2 separate regions of the Homo sapiens genome follow, and region 1 is linked to region 2. A link is a loop called in an ENCODE intact Hi-C map of the cell type or tissue named here. Cell type or tissue: ascending aorta. All regions are shown on one strand. Links, peaks and the distances in the headings refer to the core of each region. The heading gives the core; the rest is flanking DNA. Region 1 overlaps SLC22A3 (solute carrier family 22 member 3). Region 2 holds the start of SLC22A3 (solute carrier family 22 member 3).

The links. Peaks named below come from ENCODE experiments on the same cell type or tissue, not always from the same donor. Only the 100,000 strongest peaks of a DNase experiment are listed, where the experiment ranks them.
Region 1: it touches region 2 in a loop (2.2-fold over the local background); 11 of 110 quality-filtered maps call a loop at or near these places.

Annotation. Positions count from the first base shown.
Region 1 is chr6:160,423,103-160,435,516 of GRCh38, reverse strand. All of the region lies in intron 5 of SLC22A3 (solute carrier family 22 member 3), which reads right to left. Among named protein-coding and RNA genes, the nearest start is that of SLC22A3, 81 kb to the right of the region's middle. In ascending aorta, for the core only: no CTCF peak of the experiment used is centred there; DNase peaks (open chromatin) are centred at 4,166, 4,607, 7,276 and 8,021; H3K4me3 peaks cover 386 bases; H3K27ac peaks cover 5,515 bases.
Region 2 is chr6:160,343,183-160,355,596 of GRCh38, reverse strand. SLC22A3 (solute carrier family 22 member 3) reads right to left here and starts at 7,219. Exons shown (of 11, transcript NM_021977.4): 1 at 6,749-7,219. The coding sequence starts at 7,177. In ascending aorta, for the core only: a CTCF peak has its summit at 6,671; a DNase peak (open chromatin) is centred at 7,226; H3K4me3 peaks cover 5,996 bases; H3K27ac peaks cover 7,034 bases.

The sequences.
Region 1 (12,414 bases), core at 2,720-10,719, 79 kb before region 2:
ACACACACACAAAAGTAGACTGCAAAATGAATGCCTTTGGTCACTTTCTTTTCCAAAGTCTTCACAATCCTGTATTTCTTCTATACCAAGACACATTGGTTTTCTACATTTTAACATCTCTTAATTGGAAGGTGTCCTACAACTGAGCTGGTAAGAAAGAAATGTGTCCCAGTTTAAACAACATGGTTTCCTTTACTTAGTGGTACATAAAATGACTATGTGTCTTAAAATCAATAGTGTCTAGAGTCAACAAAACAATAGTTTCCATGACAATCGCCGTGGAAGACTGCTGATGGATTCCACCATCCATGCTTCCCTTCCCTCTTTTGAGAATACGTAGAATTTTAGTTGGGCATATGGCAGCCTAGTGACAGTCATTTTTTCTATCCTCTTTTTCAACTGTGAGTGGCACTGTGATTAAGACCTCAGCAATGAGGTGGTTGTAGGGGTCATGTGTATAAGTTCTAGGTCTCTGCATTTAAAAAGGTAATAACTTGCTGGAAGAAGATGCTGGTGAGCTTCAACCATACCACCTGTGTAGGCGATGGTGGAGATGCAAGATAAATGGAACTCATGGAGTAGAGCTGCCTCACTAGAGCTTGGCTGCTCACCTCTGTGTGCGTGTGCTAGAGAGAAAGACACTTTTATCTTTTTCATCACTGTATTTTTGGGGCCTTGTTTCATTAGCAAGTTGACCTGGATCTTAACTAATATAATGTCTATTAAGATGACCCCTGAGCTAACCTTCTAAATTTGAAGACCCCAGTGAGGGATTTTTCTGTGTCTACCTTAACCTTTGCTGCTCAAAAAACAAGACAGGAATATCAAAAGTGAAAGATAGGAACTCCATAGATTACAAATATATATTATGGTATAGTTTGTTGCCAAAATGTTTTCTACAATTCATTTCTATGTGTTAATACATTAAAATGGCTAGTGTTTATGGAGTGTGTGATATTAGATTCTAGACTAAGCACTTTACGTGGATTATTTTAAGTCTCATCAAAGCTCTATAAAGTTAGTACTTCTGTTAATCTTATTCTATAAATAAGGAAAACAAGGCTTAGGACTTTCAGGAGTGAATAGTACACAGGTAAATCAGCCAGGAATTGAAACCAGGCAACTGATTGGTGGAGCCTGTGTTCCTGATCCCCACACAGCACTGCTGAATATATTTCATTCTAGAAACATTCTTGATAGTTGATGGCCACATCTAAATATTTTTAAAGAAAGACACTGTGCACTTGACCTAAAACTGAATCTTTAATTAAAACATTGTTTTATGAAAAAAATTTGACTAGATAATTTAGATTTTAAAGATCTTTAAATTCAGGATTAAAACCACCCATCCTGCAAGGACAATGTTCCTCCATGAAAGTATCACCACCAACTCGTTGCCATGAGTTTTTCCTTTTACTGAGGGCTTTTCCACAACTCAGACTTGGGGCTGCCGGGCAGTGTCAGTCTCAGACTCTTCTCTCTCCAGGGATTCCCTGACAGGATCCCTTGTCTACATATCAATACCACTGTCCATTCAGCACACACAGGTGGCAATACTTTTTTCTTTGCTTTTCAAAAGAAATATTCACAGCAATTTATTACTGGCTCTCTTTTATTTCCTCTTCAGACTTCTGCTGAGAGCTATGACTTCTATCCACTAGCTATGAGTGTGAACAAATTCACTCTCACTCAAGTTTCCAGTTCCAACATCCCAGAGTTGAAGGGAAATCCTACATCACATATTTCAAGATCTCTGGTCAGTTCAGGTAGATAGTTTGACTTTTTAAAAAAATTTAAAAAAATTTTTTTTGAGATAGGGTCTCTCTCTGTCACCTAGGCTAGAGTGTAGTGGTGTAATCATGACTCACTACAGCCTCAACCTCCCGACTCAAGCAATCCTCCCACCTCAGCCTCCTGAGTAGCTGGTACCACAGGTGCATGCCACAGCACCTGGCTTATTAGTAGCAGTAGTAGTAGTAGTAGTAGTAGTAGTAGTAGTAGAGACAGGGTCTTGCTGTGTTGCCCAGGCTGGTCTTGAACTCCTGGGCTTGAACAATCCTCCTGACTTCGCCTCCCAAAATGTTGGGATTACAGGCATTAGCCATCATGCCCAGCCTAATTTGACATTTAAACACATTTGTAGATTTTTCAGTTGTTCATGATTCTTCACTGTTTTTAAGTGATAAAATAAAGGAGCATCTCTTGCTTTCATGTTAGCTCTGTAGATAATTGCCTTTCTCTGGCAGATCTCCAGTCACTCAATGACCACAGAATTATGACATGTTAGATTTTGACAAGAAAATAAAGATCTTATGTATTAACCTAGAGGTTGGCGAACGTTTTCTGCAAAGGGCTATATATTAAATGTTTTTGGTTTTGTGAGCTCTAAGACCTCTGTTGGAACTACTTACCTTTACCATCGTAGTGTGAAAACAGTCATAGACGATACATAAATGGCTTCCAATAAAATTTATTTACAAAAACAGGTTGCCTGCATGTCTGGCCTGCAAGCTGTAGTTTGCTGACCCCTGAATGAGAGGCTTAGTGCTGGAGAAACTTGTACAGATACTACTATCATTCCTATTACAGAGAGAAAGAAGTTGAGGTGGAGGAAAGCTATGTACCTTACCCAAGGAGGACACACAGACAGTAAGAAGATGAACCAGGAGGTTGATAGCAAAGTCTGTATTTTTAACCATTATGCGGTAATGTGTCTGCAGTATGTAGAATATGATATTTATTGTTTAAAAGTATGCCGTATCATTTCATTAATTACTTTCTTCTTTTCAGCTACAAATAATCTCTGAAAATTAAAAATTAAGCCTAACATTGGGAGGCCAAGGCGGGCGGATCACGAGGTCAGGAGTTCGAGACCAGCCTGGCCAACATGGTGAAACCCCGTCTCTACTAAAAATACAAAAAATATCTGGGCTTGGTGGTGGGCATCTGTAATCCCAGCTACTCGGGAGGCTGAGGCAGGAGAATCGTTTGAACCTGGGAGGCGGAGTTGCAGTGAGCCGAGATCGTGCCATTGCACTCCAGCCTGGGTGTCGGGGAGACTCCGTCTCAAAAAAAAAAAAAAAATTAAGCCTACATTATTTTTGTAACAAAAAAAAAAGCTCACTTTTAAAGTCATGGACTTAAATTAGACACAGCGTACCCGATTGTTGACTTCCTTCTCTTTCCTAACAGAATTCCCACTACACTCTCCCGCACCATCAATTCATATGTTTGTGGGAGCTGAGTCTCCTTCTAGTTGTAGCGGGAGGCCTGATTAGTTTAGGGAAATCGTATCCTCCATGTCAGTGACTGGGCACGTGACCCAATTTGAACCAATGAGAAATGGGCATACAACCCAATTCGGGCCAATGAGAAATGGACTTCTGGGAAAGTCCTTCATTGCTTTTAAGTCAGAAGTTCCTGAAGAAATCTTTTTTCTTCCTTCAAGGAATGAATGAGGAAATTGTGGGCTCACATACAACTTAGCAGTCATCTTACACTGATGAGACAACAAGTCTTAAGATGAAGCTATCCTGTCAACAGAGTGGAGAGAGGAGAAGAAAACCATGGTTTAATAAGATTGTTGAGATCCTGGTCTGGCCAACCCTGAATGCTGCTGTTGCTAGAATTCCAGACACACGAGCCAGTGAATGTCCTTATTGTCCAAACCTATTTAAGTTGGTTTTCTGTTACTTGTTGCCAAAAGCAGAATTATCTGAAGAATCCAATCCAGAACAATGCTTTTCCTTTAATAACTGAATATTTTAGGCAATTTTTTTTTAGCAAATAGTTAAAATAATTGCTTCTATACTCCAATCCACTCCATAAAAATACCTGGTATAAGTCTTAATTTCAAACTTTTAGAAGTTAAAACAGAGTGGTAATATGATCTCTGCTTTTCCAGACCACAAGTTTACTGCCTCATATATATCATCTACCAAAAAAAAAATACGAGGTGTTGATAACGAATGAAGGGAGTCAGGACTGTGAAACCAGTCTTCCCTGTCCAGTGAATGAAAGGATTAAGAGTACTTCCAAGCAAGTACATATTTTGCTACATTTAAGGACAAATCCAGCTGGTCTTTGATTTACTAACATCTCCACAGTGACGCAGATATTCTGAAAGATGACCCACTTTCTAGGCATCCAAAGGCCTTGAGAGACTTAAAACCGTATCTTGGATGGAATTCATCCAGGAAAATCTTGGCAACTCCTGCGCCGTGGCGGCCGCCACTATTATTCTTTTACAATAACTTCTAGCTCTATATCTGTGCTGATTTTCTGTTGCCAAAGGGTTACTAAATTTTGCCTGGTCTGAGTCAGACACACAAAAAAACAAAATGCTATACCAGGTTTAAAATTGTTTTTAAAAAATTGCTTTATTACCTCACATACCATTTACATGCACTTTATGATATTTACATGTAATTTATGTACAATAAACTTCAGCAATTCTAAGTGCACACTTTGAAGACTTTTGACAAATATATAGTCTTATAACCACCACCACAACCGTGGTACGGACCCTTTCCATGATCCCCAAAAGTTTCCTTGTGTCTCAGTGAAGTCAGTCCCCTCCCCCCACTCTGGGCTCTGGAAACCCAGATCTGCTTTCTGTCATGACAGTTTTGCTTTTTCTAGAATTTCATAGAAACAGAATCAACAGTGTCTCACTTGGCGTCCCGTTTTGTCATACCTTTTATGCTGTCTAAATGGGGGATGCTGGTTTTGATTTGAAGCAAAGGGAGAAAAGGGTGATGTTCCGGGTAACACTATCTGTTCAGAGGCTTGTTGCCTAGTATCGACACTCTCTATTCATGGGAAAAGGTATCGCTCAAGGTTAAACTGCAGAGGTTAGTTTCCTTGTATTTATTTAATGAGCTGAATTGCTATTTGCCCTATTCATCTCTTTGATTATCTTTTAATTCTGCCAAGACTGTGTTTTCCATCAACAATTATGTACTCCATATTAAAAGAACACTTTATTCGTCTTTCTTTGATTAATTCAGCTCTCTTTGCAATTCTTCCTGGTGAAACATTTCTTCAAGTTGACGTCTTCATTTAAATTGCCAAAGAAGAGAAAGACATTATAAATAACCATCTGTTATAAATATGGTGTTCAGAGCTCCCCACGTGGAGGACTGGTCTCGGGTCAGAAAAAAGACAGTCAGGGTTAGGCCAGACATGTGGTATTCTACTCAGAACATTTTTTTACTAGCATGTTACTTAAACTGTTTGAGCCTTAGTTTTCTCATCAGTAGCAGGAGAATAATAATATTCAAATATATTATTTTAATATTATTATTAAATATTATTCATTTATCAAATCACACCTTATTAGTGTTTTGAAAATTCATTTAAATAACCCATCTGTCTATATAGATACATAGATATGTGTACATATACACAGATACATACAAGTGTGTATATATATACATATATGCACCTATAACACACACACACCTGGCACACAATATGTCATAGTAACAGAGGCTGTCAACATTAATCTTATGTTTTATAACATTTGAGAGTTACTTTATTTTCAGGTGATAATTCACCCAGCACTTTTTCCTTTAGTAATTAGTAGCTAATGCTGTGACACATAAAGGCAGATGCTTTTAAAGGTCCTCAGATAAAGAGAATGGTTGCTCTGCCTTTTTTTTTTTTAAGAAATGGATTTCTTTTTATGTTGAATTTTCTTAAGTATACCAGATGTATTTAATGTTGATTTGGAACTGTGGATCTACCAGGCTTAAGGCAGGATACTTTTTCATGAATGTGCACACTGGCAAATACCACGTACGCAACCTTGCAACTCAAAGTATGACCCACAAGTCAGCAGCGTTGGTCTCCCCTGGGAGCCTGCTGAACAAGCCCCGCCCCAGATCTAGAGAGAGAATCTGCATTTTAACTGCATCCCCAGGAGACTAGCATGAGAAGCACTAAGAGTCAAGGAACAGCAATCCCACCTCATCGGCTCACTCCCATTGTTTACTTCCACCTGGGGCTCTGGGTGCAGAAACGTGAGTCCTCCCAGGTTTAGGAGGGAGAAATACATTTGCCAGCAGGGTTTACCATGGGCAGGGGGAAGGGGATGGTGTTAGTAGCTGCTTGTCTAGCCTTGTGATTTCGTCTGGTTATTCTCAATAGGAGACTTCTTCATCAGTTGCCGTATTTCACAAGGAAAGATGACACCAATAAGAAAGAAAACGTATTTGCTCTTGAGTATAATACTGTGATTTATTCAGTGAATGCATCATCACTAGTTCCCTAAAGGCTCTGCTCTCTAGAAACTTTTCATCTCTAAGAAGTCTGTGTGAATAAAATGTTATTTGAGGTCTTTGGGCTCACCGATTGGGGGAACCAGAAACCACCTTCAAAAGTTAAAGTACCCATTGGTCTTACAGACAAGCATCAGGAACCAGAGGGCCTGGTGGGGCTGGGAGGAAGCTCGGCAGTGACAGCTGAGGTGCTCATGTCCTTCCATCCCACTGCCCAGTGGATAATGAGCTCATTAGTCAGACGAGGACCAGCCCAGAATAGCCAGGAGTAAGCATGTCACATTACAGAGCTGTAGCCAGCTTCTGGGTGGAAATAGCACTATCTGGTACCCATAAAAGAGAATTTGCCAAATTACCTGTAGTACTTCGGCAATTTTTGAAAACCTCCTTATCCTTTAAAACAAGAGTAGATAAAATATTTACCATGCAAGAGCATATACGATGGGGAAATATTTGTATTAAAATTATCACAAATGTTTGATGTTTATTAAAGTAGTTAAAAATAAATCCCAGTCCTCTGGACCAATGCTGTCCAGTAAGAATATAATGTGAGCCACACGAGTACATTTACATTTTCTAGTGGCCACATTAAAAAACATAAAGAGAAACAGGGGAAATTAATTTATAATACTTTTCATTTAATCCAATAGATCCAAAACATGATCATTTCAAGGTGTAACCAATATGAAATTATTCATGAGGCGTTCCATACTCTTTGCTTCCTATTAAATCTTTGAAATCCATTGTACAGTTTACTTGATAGCACATCTCAGTTCAGACTTGCCACATCTCATGTGTTTGACTGCACATGAGGCTAGGAGCTACCGTGCTGCACTGAGCGAGTCTGGTCACCTGCAGCCCAGGTGGCTCTTTCTTTGAGACACTGCATGGAGAAGATATTTTATTCCATTAGTTTGAGTTGGCCTGAAAGAGTGCCCCAGTCCCCCACCTCCTAGATGACTGGGCATGCTGCCCAGAACAGCAAATGGGCCTCTATCTATGCAGTCCCAGGAGGGACCCAGAGGGCAGCCTCAGTATTGGCAAAGGTGAACGGATTGCAGCTGTGGGTCACATGTTGGAACATTTCTTCATTTCTTAAAAGCAAAGCTGAGAGCGTTTTATTTTTATTTTTTGTTTGTGTGTGTGGGTGGGGGGGTGGGGAAGGGAGCCTGTTGACATAAGAGGAGAAAGGAAAAAAGAAGAGAATGTACTCTCAGTTCTAAAACTCTAACTCTAAAGGCTCAGAAATTAAGGGAATATGCATCAAAACTTGCGTGGACTGAATCCAACATGTCATCGAAATCTCCAGCAGCATCTATGCCAACAGTCATCACGGAAATAGAAAGGTTCTAAATATCACATTTTTGAAATGCCCAGTGCCTGAAACTATGGTAGCATGTATGGATACACAAAATTTTGAGTTCCATGAAAAGGCAAATTGAGTGTCTATGAGACACTGGTCAGCCAAAGTTGTTTTGAAGAGAGAGAAAAAGCAAGTTTGAGTGAATTCAAGCAAATCCTCTGCTTTATCACAAGTAAAAATCAAAACTACACACTCCTGCCCAGAACAATTCTTATCATCACTTCTTCTCAGTCTTCTGAATGCTTTGGGAATTATTTCTATGGGAACATGGTCTTTAACATCATCATCAATAACATATGAGCTCATCAGACCACCTGTCCACTCGCCAGCTGAGGGAACTGTTCCAGCTGTTGGGTGTGGGCAGGATTCCAGGATCCCTGAAACCTTGTCCCACTAGATTCCTGGTAGGTGTCTCCTGCTGGGGCCTGGGCACATAAGGCCCTTCCCCCACTGTCCAGGGTTGGCAGTGCTTTCTGCACAGGTCAAGGACAGCCAGGGTGACATTAGCCCCAGTCACTGAGTTCTCAGGGCAAGGGTGACTGGGGCAAGTCCCGACTACATTCTCAAAGAGCCAGTAGCTGGAGCTTGATGCTGCCTATGTTCCTCCATCCCTTTTCTCAGGAAAATGGAGCCTTCCCTCATTTCCTGCACGTTTTCTTGGCAAGTCGGCAGTGGGGTCTCTGCGTTGCCCTCAACCTTCCCCATCAGCTCGGGTCACAAGCATCTCTTCCATTGCTTCTTGCTCAGGGTGCTTTGTCTTCATCCTGACTCTGACCTGGTCCCTGCCTGCTGGGAGAGTCCTGACTGCCCTTTGATTTCTTCTGTTTTCCAAGTGCTCCAGTGAAGGTACAAAGAATCTCCAGTAACTAGAGATGTGCAACTTAAAGCACTGAGGGGGCTGGAAAAATTAGGAAACTGAAGCATACTAAATCTAGATGTAGACAATAGGGACCCACAAGTCCCACTAGTGCGGTAGACACAGAAAGCAAGCTGGCGTTATTCAGGGTCCAAAGCTTGCCTGCACACCAGGACCCAAGGGATCCGCTTCTAGGCCTTGAACTCCATGGAGAGCCTTACGCAGGTCAGAAAAGGACATGTATGAAAACACCGATCACAATTACTGAAGGCAACCCAGGTGCCCATCATTAGGAAGATGGAGACCAGAGACACAGCAGGTATGGCCTAATGAAAATCACACGACAGTTGGAAGCAATGCACTCACACATGAACAAGTTGGGTAGACACTTAAAACACATAGTTGAGTGAAAAAGTAAGAAATACAAGATCTGGAGTGGCACAATACCATTTATATCACCTGAATACACACAGCACACTCCACTTCATAAGAACACATTAATAGCAAACATATAAATCAGACACATTAGAGTGGGAACCTGCCGAGGGAAGAGTGGGAATAGAGGAGGAAAGGGAGAAGAAAATCAAGTAGGACATGAGACGAGTGTTGCACAGCCCAATGATGCCTGAGCCATGCACAGAGTCTTAAGTAACCCAACTCTGCACCCCTCAAAAAACAAGAACCAAAACCACAAGAACCACAAGAACCAAAACCACTGTCATCTCGGAATTTCCTCCATTTTCAGTGCTTCCAAATTTGTCAAATATCCAAATTTTGCCTTCCTTATGTAACTCAGAAAGCCTTTGGTTTAGTTTGAAAATGCTGAGAAGTATTCCAGAGAAAGTCAGGTATAGCTGAAGAGTTTGAAGATCAGTTTAGATGCACCTCAAAATAAAGATCACAATCATGTAATGAGTTTTGGAGTTTGCGGGTTGCTTACTTTTCTGGTTCTTGATTTGCAGAATATTTTCTGCACATGGTAACTCATTGTTCACTGGTACGTCCTTTGTGCGGCTTAAGGCAGAACATTTAGAGATAGATGAGATTCTCTTACGTATCAGCCATAAGCCAGTAGCACACGCCATCTCTGGAATTCCAATCCTGAATGTTGTTGACAGCGAAGCATGTTATGTCTCATGGCTGGTCTCTGGGCCATGGTAATTAATCTGCATTAATGTTATATTGTGTTCACTATTTATTCAACTTTGAACGGTGACTTGATTTATCATATTCCAACAAATATATAGACTAGTTTCCATAATTAATAGCTGTACTTACCTTACCTAGATTTCAATGTGAAAGGCTATGTGTACATCAATCAAAATTAAAACACACTGTAGTGATTTCCAGACATTGCATATAAGACATGTCTTATATGCATGTTCTTCAACTTCGTGTTTAGTTATATTGTGCATATTTATATGATGAAAATAAGTATAGTTAAATAAAGACCTATTATTGGGAGGGAGAGAAGGAAAACAGCTCAAAAAGAAAAAAGGAAAAAGAAAAGCAATTATAGAGGATTAGAGAAAATAGAAGGCATCTTGAATGCATCTGGGGAGACATTTTTGAAATGAACATTTCACAGAGGTTATTTTAAAAATAGATGCCTTGAATACAGCACCCAGTAACTATCTGCTGAATAAATGGAGGAACAAATGAAGATAAATGACTGCTACATTGTGTATACCCATACCCTTTCGTTTCTGGGACAACTTCATGTCAGTGACATTAAAATAGTTTTTCTAAACATGTGGTGATCAAATAAGAATTCTGTGATTCAGTTTTTAATGTGAAAAAATGTTCACTGCAATAATTTAATACTCAACCTGTTTAAATTTAGAGGTTGGCTATTTCTAGACAACAAAATGTACCAAGTTGTTTACAGAATTGTGGAAAGAAAGGGGATGGCAGCAAGCAACCCTACATGAAGTTGATACTATATTTCACTTAGTTGACATCAAAAACCTGTCCCCTGCTAACTTGAGAGCAGCCTGTATCAATGCAGTGCATAAACTGTTATGAACTGCAGAGGGAATACCTGAAATGTCTTTAGAAAAATGTGTCTAGATCAGATCTCAAAGAGAAGTGTGTAAGCCTGGTGGAACACACATACTAATCAAAACGTGTGTAAGTATTCAATCTCTATTTCACTCTGTGCCATAAAAATAATTGTGCTGAGTATTCCATAAGCCTTCCTCAGTCTTCCTCAAGATCTAAACTATTTGTCATGTGTTGGCTCTGAAATGTAAGCCAGAAAAGGCCAAGATTCATCTTTCAGAGACAGGCAACTGGGAACCGTGGTACTCAACCCATCCTATTCACCTTTGAGAGACAGTAGGCAGTTGGGAGTCACAGCACTCAATCCACCCTACTTAACATGCAGAATTTGTCCCTAAGGTCAGTGGAAGATAAAAATATAATGAACTCAAGTGTATTTTATTGAATGAAAGAAATGAAGGGATCCTAGAAGTTGTTGTCATGAAGTTTATGTATGTCAAGACTCTCAGCAACAGGTAGAGACACCTTATTTGTGCTTACAGTGACTCATCCTTTTTGAGTATGAGGATGTCTGATTAATGTCAAAAAAATTTAAAGATTGCCCACATGACAGGAATTGTGCTCTTCACTTCTGTTCTTTGAGACCACATAATGACACAAATTTACTATGATTTAATAACACCTTTCAATTTATTATTGGTTATTAATTCTAACTGTATTTAATTTTATCTGAAGAAAGTACATTTTTTTTAATCCAAGATGTATTAATTCATTCAACAGACAAGGCTTGGTTGCTAATGGTTTGTGGATCTTTGCAATAACTCCATAATCCCTAGGATCTGTGGCCCACTGGGACAGATTCTTTTGTCAACTCCAGGGCTGAGGTTACAGCGGCTAGGAGACAAGAATGTGTTAACAAGAACATCCAGGATTCCCTGTCTGCTTACCCTCCATGTTCATCACTAAAGAAGGTGACATATGTAGAAAGCTGAAACTGGATCCCTTCCTTACACCTTATACAAAAATTAATTCGAGATGGATTAAAGACTTAAATGTTAGACCTGAAACCATAAAAACCCTGGAAGAAAACCTAGGCAATACCATTCAGGACACAGGCATGGGCAAGGACTTCATGTCTAAAACACCAAAAGCAATGGCAACAAAAGCCAAAATTGACAAATGGGATCTAATTAAACTAAGGAGCTTCTGCACAGCAAAAGAAACTACAATCAGAGTGAACAGGCAACCTAGAGAATGGGAGAAAATTTTTGCAATCTACTCATCTGACAATGGGCTAATATGCAGAATCTACAAAGAACTCAAATTTGCAAGAAAAAACAACCCCATCAAAAAGTGGGTGAAGGATATGAACAGACACTTCTCAAAAGAAGACATTTATGCAGCCAACAGACACATGAAAAAATGCTCATCATCACTGGCCATCAGAGAAAATCAAAACCATAATGAGATACCATCTCACACCAGTTAGAATGGCAATCATTAAAAATAAGTCAGGAAACAACAGGTGCTGGAGAGGATGTGGAGAAATAGAAACACTTTCACACTGTTTGTGGGACTGTAAACTAGTTCAACCATTGTGGAAGACAGTGTGGCGATTCCTCAAGGATCTAGAACTAGAAATACCATTTGACCCAGCCATCCCATTACTGGGTATATACCCAGAGGATTATAAATCATGCTGCTATAAAGGCACATGCACACATATGTTTATTGTGGCACTATTCACAATAGCAAAGACTTGGAACCAACCCAAATGTCCAACAATGATAGACTGGATTAAGAAAATGTGGCACATGTACACCATGGAATACTATGCAGCCATAAAAAAGGATGAGTTCATGTCCTTTGTAGGGACATGCATGAAGCTGGAAACCATCATTCTCAGCAAACTA
Region 2 (12,414 bases), core at 1,749-9,748:
GTAGAGACGGGGTTTCACCGTGTTAGCCAGGATGGTCTCGATCTCCTGACCTCGTGATCTGCCCACCTTGGCCTCCCAAAGTGCTGGGATTACAGGTGTGAGCCACCGTGCCCGGCCGAGGAAAGACAGGTATTTTGAGGAAAGGAAAGGAAACAGCGCACACAAGAGCCCAAGGGGAGGACAGCTGTGGCACATGTCCCAGGGTGACTGCCTGGAGAGTGGGAGCCCCGGGGGCTAAGAGAGGGAAAAGCCTCTATAGGCGGAGACATGGGGTGGAGGCACAGAGACCTTGTGTACCAGACCTAGGGGAGGATGCTCTTAGAGGCACCAGCCTCCATACCATTTTGTCAGGTGCCCACAGCCTCGTGACCTGTGCCCTGCCAGGAAGCACACTAAGATGCTGTATGAGTCAGAGCAGCCTAACAGGAAGAGCTGCAACAAGCAGTCTCCCAAGCCTCAGTTGTGTAACACAATAAAGCTTATTTCTTATTCGCAATCCCATATTCCTGTGCAGATGAATTGGTGTGGAGGGGAGCTGTGGGGCTCCTGCCTGCCTCGCATGCCTCCAGGAACGCATATCCTTCCGTGTAAGAGTTCCACCATCCTCCGGGGACTGCAGGAGGAAGGTTGCTCCGGCTCCAGGCTTAGCAGTTCCACATTCACTTCCCCAACATCACTGACCAGGACTCAGACACGTGGCCTCTCTAGCTTCAAGGGAAGCTGGGAAATATGACCTACCTGTGGGGTCCAGTGGGAAAGTATCGGTATTCTCAGCCTTTAGAGCAAATTAGTGTCCGAGATATTTTATTTTATTTTTTAGAGACAGGGTCTTCCTCTGTCACCCAGGCTGGAATACAGCAGCACAGTTCGACCTCCTGGGTTCAACCTTCTGAGTAGATAGGACTACAGGCATGCATCACCACACTCGGCCAATTTTTTAAAAATTTTAAAATATTTTTGTATAGTTGGAGTCTCAAAATGCTGCCTAGGCTGGCCTCAGACTCCTGGGATTACAGGCATGAACCACCACAACTGGCCAAGGCTTTGACTCTTTATATTTAAGGCAAATTTATCAGTGATTTATTATGCTAGACCAGGGATCAGCAAACTTACAGCTCCAGGGTCAAATCTGGCCCATAGCCTGTTCCTTCCCTCCCTCCTGACTCCCACCTGGCTTAAGGGTCTTTATGTGTTCACAGGAACCAACTGTTCTGAGCACCACCTATGACCAGGCACTTTGCAAGCATATGTCAAGCCAATTGCTAAGGCAGGCATTCTTGTACCCATTCTAGTGCTGAGGAAACTGAGGCTCAGGCAGATGCTCAGTTGACTTGCCCTTCAAGTTAATAGAGGAGCTGGGATTTAGGACAAGATTTATCTGACACCAAAGGACATGTGTATTCTTTCCACTCTACTAAGATGTCAATGCCAAAAATAACCCGTGGGTCCAAAAGTACAGATGTCTCTGCAACATCTGTTGGAGTCCCCTACCTTTGCCCAAAGCTCCTTTCTAAGGTTTACCAAGACTCCCAGAAAGTGTGGTTCAGCTGTGGGCTTCCCCCGCTCCCCAGTTAATTCCAGGATTTTATTATCAGTTGCCCATCCCTGGAGAGCTCAAAGCTCTCTGAAAATAAACAGCAGCATTTCATCTGATAAGATTTGGGATACCTGTCTGAGGATAAAGGGATAATGTTCCCCTCTGAGAGTCTCCAGGGTGTGCTTGGTGGAACTGGCAATTCTCTCCCAGTCATTATATTCTCATCATGCTCCTCATTAAGAAACACCCAGCTTGTCTCTCTGTGTGGTCCATGGACCATCTGAAAAGGGCCCTAGATGTTTGTGAAAAAGGAAAATTCCTGAACTCCAACCCTCGTCTTTTGATTCCAAACCCTGTGTGTGCGACCCGAGAATGCACACCAACCACTGCTCCTGAGGGCACAAAATAAATGGGTGCAGAGAAAATAATGAAGATGAGAGGGTGTGAGAATAGAACATCTTTTCCCTCATATTTTCCTCTTGGACTCCTCCTTGTACTCAGAGGTTGAGGTTAAGGTCAATGTACTTTCTGCCCTGGTTCACTCCTCTGTCCCATCAGAGGGTGGTACCCTTTATCACACCCACAGCCACTGTCATCACATTATCGCTGCAATTTTCCCTGCCAAGCTTCACGCTGTTTTGAGAAAGACTCGTGTATCTTTGTATCCCCAGCCTAGCCCAGTGCCTAGAATAAAATAAATGCTAAATAAACTTCAGCTGAACTGATGTTGATAATCCAAAATATCAGCTGCCAGAGAGGAGCAGGAGATACTCTTGCACATTCTCATAATGAAGGTCCTTATTGTAAATATTTTCCTTGTTCTGAGGTCCAGAAAGCATTGCTGCATGAATCTGTTTGGCCATTCTGCTGCCTAGACCAAGAATCAGACACCTAGTGGGGTGGCTGTTCACTCATTAGAGTCCTGCTTTCACTCCATTAAAAATAAACTATTAGGCTGGGTGCAGTGGCTCATGCCTGTAATCCCAGCACTTTCGGAGGCCTAGGCAAGCAGATCGCCTGAGGTCAGCCTGGCCAATATGCTGAAACCCTGTCTCTACTAAAAATACAAAAATTAGCCAGGCGCGGTGGCGGGTGCCTGTAATCCCAGCTACTCAGGAGGCTGAGGGAGGAGAATTGCTTGAACCCGGGGGGCAAGGTTGCAGTGAGCTGAGATTGCACCACTGCTCTCCAGCCTGGGTGACATAGCGAGACTTTGTCAAAAAACAAAACAAAACAAAAACCTATTACACTATTAAAACACTTTTGTCATCAACAGAAAGGACTAGTTACTCTGAGGGACAAGGGCCAACATAAAATTTTTGTTGAATTGTTGATGTTTCAGAAAGTATGGGAAAGACACACTCTTCTAATAAAAACAAACAATGGATTCAGTTTTTATAGATTCAGCCAGGTAATCTGGAAGGGAAAAAGTGATTCCAAGTCAAAATGATCTGGAAAGGAAAAACAAATGTGATTCAGTCTATTTTTAAAGGTGTTCTGAAGCCCTGCTCTGAGTGATAGCCTAGGGAAAAGCTCTTTTTTTTTCATCCATACCATATTAGCAAGCATTGAAAAATCCTAGCATCAATCTTGAAGACACTCCCTGGGCAGTGAATTGAAATATTTGGGACAGGGGGTCAGACTCGCTTCTCTGCGTTACATTGTATTTTATTCTGCCCAATATCTGACAACAAGATAAGGCCGAGATTCGGACATTAGAAAAGTCTCCACTGAGGAAGTTCAATGTGGGTGATAAATCCACTGCCTTGCCTTGAGCAGGAGACACAAATTAGGAGCTGGCCATAAAGGGATGTGCCCTTGGCATTGATTTCTGACTTAGTGTCTTAGAACTATCTCAAGTTGTAAGATGCGAAGGTGGTGTATGAGATTTAAATGACCATTTTGCAACTTTCACATCAGGAGGCTAGAGAACCATTCCCACCAAATGAAAGCACAGCCTCCCCATCTGCCAGTCTGGCTGACTGTGGATCCTGACACCGTAAAATGAAACAAAGTAGCCCATTGGAGGACCATGATAGTAAGAAAATAAATACAAAGTTTCAACGAGGTTTCTGCAGGTTATAAAGTGTGAGAGATCTGAGTACTATGTTTCATGGACTTGCTTGAAGGATTTTGAGCACTTTATGGAGGAAAGTGGACTGACTTACAATCAAGGCCCCCGGATTTGAATCCAGTTTGGCTACATAAATGGCGTGGGACCCTGGAAGGTCCTCAGGTCTCTCTTCTATGAAGCCAGGACAATGATACCCCTCCCACCATGGTGCAAGGATGAAGTATTATAGCTATATGGAGGCATTCTGGAGTCTGGTCATCCCGCCCACTTTGTAAACTCTCCCAATTCACCCCTTTGCATGATTTGTATCTTAGGCTTCAAGTTTATAAAAATACACTGGATACATAATGTTAGCTGAAGATGGAACTACAGTTCCTTTCATCAGACAGAATTTGAAAGAAAAAAATTAGTTGAACCAAAGACAGCAAAATATTAGCTATGCAGAATTCAGAGAGTTGCTGACTTGTTTTGGATAGTTGAACTTTATGAATAGATGGGGGTTTTCCTCTTAAGAAACCAAACATGAAAAACAAACCAAAAGAAGCACAAAACTATTTGGAATTTAAAAAGAGGCTGGGCGCGGTGGCTCACACCTGTAATCCCAGCACTTTGGGAAGCCAAGGCGGGCGGATCACGAGGTCAGGAGATCGAGACCATCCTGGCTAACACAGTGAAACCCCGCCTCTACTAAAAATACAAAAAATTAGCCGGGCATGGTGGCAGTCGCCTGTAGTCCCAGCTATTCGGGAGGCTGAGGCAGGAGAATGGCAGGAACCTGGGAGGCGGAGCTTGCAGTAAGCCGAGATCACGCCACTGCACACCAGCCTGGGCGACAGAGAGAGACTCCGTCTCAAAGAAAACAAAACAAAACAAAACAAAAAAGAATCTCTCCAATATATTTCAAAAACTTTTTTGGGGCTTTACGGGGTACATTCCTAATATCATTCTACTTTCTTAAAGACTTTTTAATCATTGTTCTGGGCACACCAAACAGTAACCAGGTGGTGACCCTGATGGCATTTGGAGCATTGTAACGGGCTGAATCCAATGGCTAATTTTACAGAGGAAAAATACAAGCCCAGAGAAGGCGAGTAACTCACCCAAGCCACACAGCCAGCTGGAGACCGAGCCAGCCCCTGACCCTCCATCATTCCACACTGCATTTTAGTAGCCACTGATCTTCATAAAATCACCTTATTGTAACCCCGGGATGCTAGTAACCCTGCAACTCCAGAATGCTTCCAAAGTATCCGTCAGAGCATTAAATTACAGATTTTTATGTCTGTCTTCTTTGATGTCCATGGATCATACTCACTCATGCAAACCTCGCTTGAGCACTTGTTGAGGCTCGTTTTATTCTTCATCTTTAAATGTCTCCAAAAATCAGCTGTCTGCCCTCCATGTGGGTCCTCTGGTTCACTTGGGAAGTAAGCATTAGGCAGCGCTGCTGAGTGGAGTGGAAGAAGCCACCTAACAGATGCGACTCACAGAGATAATGCCCTCTCTCATCCAAGTCCATGCCCTGTCCTTTCAACTGTGAAATCTCTAACCAGACCATCACCAATTATAAAGCAGTCCCCAGCCTTACCATGGATTAAGTAGAAATTAAAGATCCCAACACACATATGTATTGCCTGGCTGTCTTGCCAGGGGGGTTTATCCTGAGATCACTCAGCATAGAGCCACTCAGTGTGCGAACACACTTGCATGTGGCATTATAGAAACACCCTGAACACACATACACATTGCCTGGCTGTCCTGCCAGGGGGTTTTATCCCTGGAGCACTTAGCATAGAGCCATCCACTGTGCGAACACAGCAGCACACGGCGTTACAGAAAGATCCCAAACACATACACACATCGCCTGGCTGTCCTGCCATGGGTTTTATCCCTGGAGCACATAGCATAGAGCCATCCACTGTGCGAACACACCAGCACATGGCGTATAAAACATGTACAATTGCAACCACCGACACTCCCAACTGCAGCGAGATAAGCTCACCAGACCAACAGCAACAGCGGCAGAAAGGGCGCTCCTACCTCCTCATCCAGTGTTTTCCCCACTCTTCAAGTAGGTGATTTTTTAAAGTTTATCACAAAAAAAAGACAAACCTTTTTTCCTAATGTACCTGATCACATTCAATCTTTTTTTAAAATTAACTTAAGCTGTGATTGTAGACAAAGCTCAGTAAAACTGCTCATCTCTGCAACCCATGCTCAATTGAGGCCGTTTCTGAGTTCCGATTATTACAAAGTGACTCTGCTCTATATCTGGACCTCACAGAGAGGCAATCTTCCATTTCAGCAAGGATGCAGAAACAGATTACTGAGGGCAAGGGTGAAGGAAGCTCCCCTAACTTCCAAATGCACTGACTGCCCAAAATGTGGGGATCGCCCCCGCCCACCCGCCGGCAGCAGCCTCCGCCTGTAAATGGGTTGGGGATTTGCGTTGGAAGGCTGTGGCCCTCCCGCTATGTTCCTAAAATTTATTACCAGAAAAAAAAACTAAAATTTATCCAATACTTCAGTTTTCCCAACTTATCCCAGATGTTGCTCTTTGCCCCAAAGCAATTTTACCAAAACCATTCCCCGGGAAAGCCTCGACCTTTGTCCCCTTGCATTTTGAGTAACCATTTGGGCAACTGGAAAAAAGCTGCTGCTGCCTTCAAACGTTGGTTCGCCCTTTCCTTTGACCCTGGAGACCATAAGCGAATCCGGAACTGCCAACGTCGCTCACCCCAGAGACTGAAGTTCCCTATCGCGCACCTAACCATAATTTCCAATGACGGCGCCCGCACACCTCAAAGATAAGGAACGCGGTGCTGGGTCTTTGACTCCTGAGCAGGCGTGCGCCAGGCGTTTACAACTCGGCTTCGAAGAAAGTTTTTGTTCACACCCGAAACCAAAGTATCTGTGCATTAACTCACGGGCTCAGGCAGATAACGAAAGGCTTTTCCCAGCATTTACGACGCGGCACTTCCAAGGGTGCGCTGAATCCTGTCTGTCCCCAGAGGTAGCCGACCGGTCCCCGTCTCCACCGACCTCCCCTGGCGGCCAGCGTCTCACACGCGGCTTGTCCGCCTGGGAGCCAGCATCGTCCTCTCCCGCCGGCTTCCAAAGGGCCGGGGCGCCCTTACCTCGCTGACGATGGTGGAGTGGGCCTGGGCGTAGCGCCAGCCGCCGCGGCACGGCACAAGGGGAGCCGAGCGGTTGGGGAAGGCGGCGAGTGGGTCCGCGCAGCTGAGAGCGCTAGTGGCGGAGGCGCTGTCGTTGGCCGCCTCCAGGAGGTAGCGCTGGCAGCGGCCGCGGCGCTCGGGGGGCTCTGGGCCGCGGGAGGCGGGCGCCGTGCGGTTCCACTCCTCCTCCGGGCTCCAGCCGCAGCGCTCGGCCAGCGCCGCGGCACTTGGCCCGCGGCACCAGTAGTGGTCGGGCTGCGTGCCCAGGAAGACCACGCCGACGAAGAGGAAGGCGAAGGTGACGCCCGTCAGGCACAGCAGCAAAAACACGCGCCTCTGGAAGCGCCCGAACTCGCCCACCCGCTGCAGCGCCTCGTCGAAGGAGGGCATGGTGCGCCCGCCGCCCGCCGCCCGCAGCCCGCGCCTCGGAGTGACCCGCGGACCCAGCCGGCGGCCTCTCTTTACTCCGCCGCCTCCCCCGCGCCACCCGCCTCACTCGCCCTGGCGCTGTGCCGGCCGCAGCCGCTCCTCCTGCCCCCCGCGGCCCCCGCCTCTCTTCCCCGGGCGCCCGCAGCAGCCCCGGGCCACAGGTCGCGGGAGGGACGGCCGCGAGCCGGACGCACCCGGCCGGGGTGGGCGCGCGGTGGGGCTCGGGCGGTGCGGCCTGACTACGCGCCAGGGACCCGGCCGGGACCGCGAGTGACGGGCGCAGCCTCCGGCCTGGCGCGGAGCTCCTTTTGGTCCCTGCCAGCAGCCTGCTCTGCAGTCAGCCCCAGGTCGGGCTCCAGAAGAAGAAAGTTCCAGGGTCACCCGACCACTCCCGGAACTTCTGGGACCCGATCTCTCAGCGGCCCGGAGTGCAGCCCGGGGACTAAGGACGCGCGCGCGCGCCCCGGGTCCGGTGCCTGTGCCCGGGAGAGCCCCCTCCAGCCCTTGGCCCTTGCGCGTGCGGAGGCCTCCTGCGCCCATGTGGGGCAGGGCAGGGCAGGGCAGGGCAGGGCAGGGCAGGGCAGGGCAGGGCTGCCCGTTCCCAGCACAGCGCTGGCCATCGCCCTCGACCCATCGAGAGCTACAACTTGGGATTTGATCACCCAACTTTCCCCAGAGGGCAGCCGGGCAACCCACACAGGCGAAGGGGCTTGCTCAGCGTCCAGGAGGTTTGGGGTGAGAAGGGATCGCCTCAAGGCCAGGCCTGATGCAGACCTCCTTCGCCAGGGCCTTCCCACCCACCTTCGGTCTGAACGCCAGGGAAGGGTGTTGGTGGTTGGTTTGAATCCTGGTTTTTCCGCTTACTTATTGCGCCTGCCAATTCGGCAGAGCGCGATCAGAACTTCCCGCCCAGGCTGCCCAGGCTGCTGGGTCCATGCTGGGACGCCTTCCCCGGGCTGGGTCGCGGTCCCCCCACGCCCCCACGTTATCGGCCCACGTTCTGCCTTTAGCTCACTTTTCTCCAAGGCCTTGGGAGGACTTGCGGTTCCTCCTCCGGAACAAGGAGTTTGAAGCCAGGCTGCTTGGATTCAAACTGGCCTCATGTCCTCACCAGCAGTTTCAACTGCCCGCTGGACCCCAGACTCAGTCTGTCCCCCTCCAACCCAGCTCCCCTTTCCTGCCCTGCCTTTCGGTGCAACCATGTCCTGGGCCCAGACTCAGAACCTCAGTATGGCGGGGACACCACTCACTCCTCAGGCCTGTACTCTTAGGTCATCTCGGCTTGGAACCCCTTTTGCCAATGTTGGAGCTCAGAAAACAATACGCCAAAATGAAGGCCTCAGAAGCAGTCTCTGTGTCATCTTCTGCCCTCCTGTCTCTCGGTCCCATTCTCCCCCAGGCTAGCCATCGAAACCAGAACGCTTTTCCCCAAAGCCAGTCATAAAACAAAAATATCACTGTGATTTTCCCTCACTTGTCTGTGTAAAAACTGGCCATAAAGAAATCAACTGTTCTACCTTGTTGATTGCAGTCCTAAGACCTCCCATTCCACAGAAGAACCTGCCCCTTACCCAGAAGGAAAAAAAGGCTGCTCAGAGAGGCCAAGAAGAATCTAGAGCCACCGGCCTCGCTGGGTTTCCTCACTCAGTATCAGCATCAGATCACACCCTTTTGGTCCAATCCTATTTCGACAGGGCTCTCCATGTTTTGTTGAACCTAAGCATAAAACTAGGCAATTTCCCCTGTATCTTTGGGCCTTCCTTCTGAAGGCCCCCATGTACACCTTAAATAAATAAGTACACCTTTTCTTCTAGCCATCTGCCTCTTGTCAGTGAATTTTCAGGGAACTGGGACCAGTCAACAACCCACCCCAACCTCTGCATACACTAGCACATTCCCCCCTTTCCTGCTTTGTCTCCAAAGCACTTATCATCACCATATATTGTCATAGATATGTTTTTATTCATTTATCATATATTTATATTTATACTTATTCATTTTATTTATTTATCTTATCTGTGTCTCTCCATTACAACTCAAGTTTCATGAGGGCAGACAGTTTTGTATTTTCTTCTATCGATACCTTCTGGAACAGTGCTTGGTGCATTGTAGGTGCTCAGTAAATATTTGTGAAATAAACAGATGCTTCTTGACTCCCCCACCACACACACTCACACACACTCATACACACTCACATGTCCCCTCATCTCAGCTATGTGATTGCCTTGGGCTCCCCTCAGGGTTCTGTCCCTGCAGCACCTGTCCTCTGGTCCAGCCTGCACTTGGGATCATCTTCCCACAGTGCAGCTTGGGGGTGCCACCTTCAGCAGTTTGCCTTGTTTTCTAAAATCCTCCTTTCTCACTCTCCCTTTCTAGCTCCTAACCTGTATTTCTCCTCAAATTGTTCCCTGTGGACAGCCAAACAGAACTACTTGCCAATCTTCACATTCTTCTTGAAATTTTTAAAATCTATGCCTGTACACACAAAGTTTCCTTTTCTTAGAATTTCATCCCCCTATTCCTCCCTGCCCATCACCCAGCAAGGCCTGGTTCAAATGTCAACAGCCCCTCTTTAAAGTCTTCCGCAACCACCACCACGGCCTTCCTCCCTCAGCAATGCAGTCCCCATCAGTGCTCCTAACATATCTAAGAAAATTTTCATGGAAGTTCACTATATTTTTTTTGTATTGTGGTTGTCAGGGTATTTTAATTTTAATTACTTTTTTTTTTTAAAGGAAGTCATCTCAGCCTATGGACAGATAGATCCAGTATAGTTGCTAGCTACATGGTGGACCTGGGAGCCAGACCCACTGGATTCAAATCCCCCTCTCCTCCTTATAGCTGAGTGATATTGGGCAAGTTATTTAGCCTCTTCTGTGAAACTGAGTAATAATAGAACCCTCTCATTTTTAATGCAAATCACTTAGAACAGGCCTTGAAACATAAGTGCTAGGTAAGAGTCAGCTAATAATAAAAAGAGCGATAAAACCACCACCCACCCCCAGAATTAGCAAACATCATCTTATGTTTGCTTTGGATATATTGTTATAAAGTCCTGACATATCACAGACACGACTGGAGTCTCCTTCCTGTTGCTTCAGATCCTATCCTCTGTCTCCTCCCTTCCTCCTTGGGGCAGCCATTAGGTCTTTTCTTTGGGACATGGGGCTCAGAGCTACCGGGCAGGGAATCCCAGGGTCCCAGCTCTCAGAGTGTGGTTGGAAGTGGGTTGGGGAGTGAGGGTGATTGGCTTGAGGTGAGCGCAACCTCTTGCCCCTTGAGGAGGTCAGGAGTAGGGCCTGAGTGGGCACCCGCAAGGCCCCAGGCCTCTCTTGCCCAGATGTAATTCGCAGGAAGCTATGATTCTTATCTGTTTGAAGCCTTTAACACACAGGTATTGCAACGAAACAGTAGATAGTATTTAGAGTGCTTTGAAAATTTTACATAAATGGTACCATACTCTATGTAGCTTTCTGTCCCTCCTTTTTTTTACTCTACAATATATTTTTGAGACCTGTTAGCCTTGATATATAGAGATCGGGCTCGTTTACTCTAACTTCTTGTGTCTTTCTATTGAAAGGTCATCCTATGACTTTTCCATTCCCCTACTGGGGAACATTTAGCTCATTTAAAATTTTTCACAATTACAAATTGTGCTGCAGTGAACATATTGTGCATATTTCTTTATGTATTTATGCAAGAATTGGTCAAAGATAAATGCCTAGAAGTAGACTAGATGAACCATAAGTGTGCATGTTTGAACTTTACTAGACATTGCTGTCAATGGCTGTCCTCAACTGACATCCCACCAGCAACACATGAGTTGCTTCACGTCCATACCAACACTTGGTCTTGTTAGACTCAACCACGCTAGCAGATACTATGGATGAAAAATGTGGCCCCATTGTTCTGATCTAGTCAGGGATGTGACTAACACATTTACATATTTATTCATCATTCAGGTTTTCTCTTCTGTGAGTTGCTTCTTCCTATCATCTGCTTATGCTCTCTTTGTTATTTGTGGCGGTTTTTTTTCTTATTGGATTTTTGGGAAATTATTTGCATATTTGTGTATTCTGCTTCTCTGCCAGCTGTATATATACAATCTTCTCAGTCTGGGGATTGTCTTTTAACTTTTAGCATCTTGGATGCTACACAAATTTTAAATTGTCGTATAGTAAAACTGATCATCCTCCTTCATAGCTTCTGCTTTTTTAGACTTGTTCTAAAAATCCTGCTCTAGTGTGAGATCTTAAGTACTTTCTTCTATATATTCTTATTAAATCTTATTTTTCAAATTGAGGTTTAATATCTCTGGAGTTATTTTTGTGCAGAGAATGGTGGGATCTAACTTTACTTATTTCTTTCGAATGGACAACCACTTGCCCAGATGCCACTTAACTGAACTTCTTCTTGACTTACACTATTGCCTGTCTCCTAAATTAGGTTCCTGCCCCTGCTTCCATCTGTTTCTGAGCCTTCATTCTGTCCTACTGAATCTGGTAATATCTAATAAGACAAATCCCACCTTTCCTCTCCCCTCACCTTGTCCTCTCCAAAATTTCCTTGACTATTCTTGGACTCTTTTTCTTCCACACAACCTTTACATTTTATCAAATTCCACAAAAATCAGTTGAAGTCTTAGTTTTAAATCACGTATGCACTTTTTTTCTTCCATGGCATTGTAGGCATTTTGAGAGAAAAACCGAATCACTCTCAATTTTGTATCTTTGAAACATCCGTTATCTGTTCTATATCTGCACCATCCAAAATGTTGTGCCCACTTAAACGTAGATTTATTAAGATTAAATAAAATGAATAATTATGTTCCAGGCATATTCCAAGTGCTCAGCAGCCACAAGTGCAGGAACTAACACATTGGCTTGCACAGAGAGAGAGAGAGAACATTTCAGTCGCCACCAGACATTCTGGTGCACAGAGCTAATCAACACATAGTAATCAATAAATGTTGGTTAAATAGCAATAATAAGAATCAATTGCCCCACAACCGCAGGCTTTTGTAAAAACATGCTGACATTAACTTTTCTTAAAAAGGTAATCATTTTAATTTATTCATCTGAAGTTTTATAGTTGGTAGTTTTATTGCATTTAGAAATGAATATACCAATACCAGAATATTCACCACATATTGAGTTGCTGAACTAAGTCATCATGACACTTATGCAGTTTGGGAAGAG